Linked DNA regions of Homo sapiens: region 1 is linked to region 2. Evidence: chromatin loops called from intact Hi-C (ENCODE). Cell type or tissue: chondrocyte. All regions are shown on one strand. Region 1 overlaps SATB1 (SATB homeobox 1). Region 2 overlaps TBC1D5 (TBC1 domain family member 5).

Region 1 (2,500 bases), 960 kb before region 2:
AAATTTGCCTGCTTAAGTATAACAGAAATTGCTACTGTGTTTCTATAATTCTTCACAGTGTAATTTAAGAAAAGTCCACTATCCATATCACTATTGAATAAAAGGTAAAAAGGTGCTATTACCCCAACAAGACAGCTCTCTGGTTAGCCTGCCAAACGACAGAGATAAATGTGTCTACTTAAAACTTACTTGGCATGAATCCATGGTAGTAGGTGGAGTTTGAAAATAGTCTTTTACCTGGACATAGGATTAAAAATTCACCAAACAACAGAGGCAGGTAGCCTTGAAGAATATTCTATGTATTTTCTTTTTAGGAGGGAGGTTTCATCAAATCATATTTTCTTCCTGAGGGCTTTGAAGTTCCATGAAGCTGATAAAATCTATTTGAATCAGTGATTATGTTCAAAGAGGAGACAAACGGGAGGCCAGACAGCCTTTTTGTTCAGATTGGCAGTCTCTTTCGCTTATCTGCTGTTTTAAAGAATTCATAATTAGCTTTTGGAAATACTGATAATATTTATTGGAGGTTTTTTCTTTCTTTTACAACTACTAATGAATTTTACTTGTAATAACTTGTAAACTGTTTTTGGAATGTAAAAACAGGTTTAGGAATTCAGCAGTAAATTCATTCTTTAGTTGAAAAAATTAGAACTCTGACTTAACCGCTATGTAATGACAATGCAAAACAATTTTGTGTTTTCATAGATACAGCACACATCTAATTATTGGTAAGATGTGAAGTCCCAATGAAAGGCAGCTTCTGATTTTCAATAAAATGAATATTTATGAGGTACTGGTAACTTCCTACATAACATACAAGTTCTCAGGTTCTTTTCAGACACAAGAATGACTAATGATTTTGTTTAATTTAATTCAACAAATTTATTGAGCGCCAATGATTCTTGATACTGATGACATATTTTAGTCCTGATGTTTCAGCATATTCTATGACATAAATAAGGTACATGATGGCCTTTTCATACTATTTTTTAGCATGAAGAATTTTTGGTAAAAGGTCACGCTTACTGTCCACTGTGTGGGCAGTACTACAAATGACCTTGGCAAGTCTGTACTATGTCTTCAATTATAGGATATGGGAACTGGTGGCCACATATATCTTGAATTCAGCATATAAATATGAGTGCAGCTATTCAAGTAACAACAACCTGAACAGGACCAAAACATACATTCCCATATCTGGGATCTGATAGCAGTCATTTTGCATCCAAAATTATTCTAAAGTGACTTTTTTTTTTAAGTAATTATCACTAATCAAAATGTTTTCTGACAATATTTTCAAGCATTTCCACCAGGGGGCACTCCCCTCATTGAAAGCTCTGGGCCAAAAAAAAAAAAAAAAAAACCCAAAGGTTTCTGAAACACCTGAGACTGTCTACACTGGCTGCTTTAAAGCTCTTTGAGTGTTTCAGGGTTTGAAACATCACTTTATACCATCAACATATTTCAGACGAACAAAAAACCTTGTTCCAGTAGAATAATTAAGTGGTAGTAAAATGCTTTGCCCCTAAAAACACTTGTATGCTTAAATAGGAAGTCACACCAACATCAAAATATAGGTAGAGAACTTTTAAAATTTTCTCCCAAGTGACATAACTACCTTCCAATCTCAACCATATGGAAATGACTTAGTCTTATATGTTAGCAAGACTTGAGAAAGAATATTATTTTGTATGTTTTCCTGTATTTGACTTTCTCACTATAGATCTCTGCTGCCTCAGGAAATATTTTTGATAGAAATATGTGATATAGTACTTTGTTATTTGGGATTTTTAAATACCTAATTTCAAGTTTCCCAAATAACATCCTAAATATTTATAACTATGTTTTGCCCTAATCTAATTTTTTTAATTATTAGACAATTAGGAAAAACATCTCAAAAAATGCCACAGAACTTTTCACTGTAGGCCCAACATGAGTGCTAATAACTACTACTAGAATTGACTCATGGGTAACACATCTTGTTCTTAAGTTTCTATCACCTGTTTGTGATTGTTTTCTCCATTGTGGTCTTTATACACATGATCAGTCCATTTAGTAAATACTTATCAAACATTTACATGAGAGACATTGTGCTGGGATGATGAAAGTGAATATTAGATTATTATGCTCAAGGAATTTGTAGCATATTGTGTTTATACTGATGTTTTCATGTATCCATATCTGTGTAGTTGAGAATATATTGCTTTGTCAAGTACATTTTTTAAGACATAACATTTGGTGGAGAGGAGTAAAGAGCAAGGGTTATTTCATTACACCTATTTTCAAACTTTTTTTTTTTGAGACCTGAATGTTTTACTTTCAATATGGCACATCAGAAACACAGTCAAACTAATTAGGTGGCCTTGTGCAAATTAAATAGCTGGATGATTGACTGCCTGTTTGACTGAATTTTAGTTAAATTGACTAGATGTTTTGCTCTTGTGTAGACACAGTTACAGCATTACTCGTTAGTATCCTAAGGACACATGCCCTTCATTCT
Region 2 (2,500 bases):
GATAATGCTGAGTCATTATGCTTTGCCTTCACTGTGTGTCAACACATGAATATACTTTATTCATAGATTTTTAAAAATCATTTTTTTAAAGGATTTTAAAGTTAACTAAAACATTTCATTGGTATATACTAATTCCTTTAAAAGACACAAAGGCTTTCAGGTCTTTACACTAAACTCATAGCTTTGTTTTCATCTTAGTTTGAACCAAGTCATTTTTCCCCATCTTACTATTAAATACCCCACCCAGACTGTGTATGTTGACAGTTCTCTAATGATTCAAAGATAAAACCTTTTCTTTATTATGTAATACTTTTCAGAATTCATACCTAGTGTGATGTGATAGTCTAAAACTTGATGTTTTCACATGTAAACTGAAGACACATTTGAGTAGGCGTGATTATTTATAGTGTTATTCTGGCTGTTTTTAACTTAACCTAGTTTAAAAATCTCTGGTTCTCTCTTCATGAACTAGATGTTTGTGTATAAAAAAATACTACAGAAATCTATTGTAAACCTCCCTTTAGAAAGATTTCAACAGTGCACAGATGGAACCAAAAATGCCCTTTGTTAAACATGACTTCAGTTAAAGCTAAAAGGGAGTCTGAAATTCCATTCATTCTGTTTTGAAATTTAAGTCACAGTTATCCTTTCTGGCTTAGTAAGTTAGATACACATGTTAGAAATTACTATTAAGCAATATTATGCATTTTCTTATAATTTAAGCCAATGTAACTATCAGCATATTTTTGCAAATCAGCAATTTATTTTCATTGAATATTATGAACCCATTAGGAAAGTTGCATACCAATTAATGAGAAATGAATGTTATATAAATTTCAAACTTACGGTCACAAGTAATTGATGAATTGTTCTTATAGATATATGTTGTACAATGTTATAAATATATAGTTACACATATGTTATTTATTTTATATAATTCATGCATGTATTCAAAATATACTCAATAAAGACATCTAGATTCTTTTACTGGTTACTTTACATTAGATATTGAAATACCTTTAAAGTTACAACTGTATTCTAAAAATTGCAGATTAGTTAAATTATTTTCAGGTAAGAGGAAGCCTATTATCTTAAACCACATTTTAGATATTTGTGCTGTTTGACCATTTAATAGTCTTTGTGTAAGATTACATTAATACTGTATTTGTATGTGTGTGTATGATGCATCTTTGTTACAGTTACGGCTACCTGACAACTTAGTTCAAGGATCAGAATAGCAAGTAAAAACATCATAGTAAACTCTCTTGCACCCTCTGTTGTTATTTTTGGGAAACACTACATATACGTTCCCATGATTGTATTGTCATTTCATTTACTTTAATCCCTTATAAAATTAATACTTATTTTATTATACTTACCTCCAAATTAGATTCAGTAGTAAAGTAACACTTGTTTATTTCCCAAACTGGCGGAAGTTGTTTTCTGGTGTTACAGATATGTTTTTTATCATATTATAGCTTAAATGAAAAATGAGCCTTTCTGTTTGTCTTTGATTTCTCCTAGTTACTGGTATTAAGCCTCTCCAAATGTTTCACACCAAGGAAAATCTCTACAGGATGTAGCACATTGTATACACAATTTTACAGAATTACAGATTCTGTCTGTTCTTTTGTAAACCTTTCCATAGTCAGACAGTTTCCTTCCAAAATAAGAGTCTGGGATCGTCCATACTAAAATTAAGAGTTTATAACTGTAAGGAACAGATGTTTTCATAAACATTTGCCATAATTAATTTCAACTAGAGGATTGAGGGAACAAAGCGTTTTTCCCGCTTCAAAACTTTATTGCCTTTTCCCCATATAGCCAACTCTGAAATCTTTTCTCTAATATTGTTAGTGAAACAATTGTACTCCTTATTTGCTATGTTTTTGAGAAAGAAAAACTGCTTTTTTTTTCCCTATTACCATTTTTTTGCACCTTGAAAGTTACATTTAATGTGATAGTTTCATTTGGAAACAGTTTTAAATTAAATAAAACCTTTATAATATGATAAAACCTGGTTGTTTATAAAGCCAAATTCTCTTAATTATTTGAAGGATTTTATATTTGATCTGATAAATATCACCTTAAAGGAAGAACTATTCTATTGGTGTTATTTTTCATGTTTAATCATAATCTTTAGTTTTAACGAGAAAGAAGCTCATATTTTAAATGTATAATATAGTACTTATTCTATGCTGATTATGGAACGTTTCACAGGAAATGTCTGCAAGCTGTTAAATAACATGTGTTGTAGGAAATTTTCATTTAGCAAGACAGAGACTAATTTTCCTTACATCTTTTTAGTTTATTATAATATTATTAATTTTTAAAAGAAAATGAAGGGTGCTGTATGAGTAATACCATACCCATGTTTTCAAAGAATTAGCAACTTATACCTAGCTAGGTTAATTTTAAACATTTATATGTTTTTGGATTATTTTCTTCTATAAATTGTCACCATTTTTAAGTGTTGTAATCCATTTTAGGATTTTTTGTT

The links. A loop is a pair of places that touch in the nucleus more often than their neighbours do. Peaks named below come from ENCODE experiments on the same cell type or tissue, not always from the same donor. Only the 100,000 strongest peaks of a DNase experiment are listed, where the experiment ranks them.
Region 1: it touches region 2 in a loop (4-fold over the local background); 4 of 110 quality-filtered maps call a loop at or near these places.

Annotation. Positions count from the first base shown.
Region 1 is chr3:18,388,125-18,390,624 of GRCh38, reverse strand. All of the region lies in intron 7 of SATB1 (SATB homeobox 1), which reads left to right. Among named protein-coding and RNA genes, the nearest start is that of SATB1, 36 kb to the left of the region's middle. In chondrocyte, CTCF peaks have their summits at 1,080 and 1,298 (motif pointing right); no DNase peak of the experiment used is centred here.
Region 2 is chr3:17,429,933-17,432,432 of GRCh38, reverse strand. All of the region lies in intron 3 of TBC1D5 (TBC1 domain family member 5), which reads left to right. Among named protein-coding and RNA genes, the nearest start is that of TBC1D5, 310 kb to the left of the region's middle. In chondrocyte, a CTCF peak has its summit at 1,278; no DNase peak of the experiment used is centred here.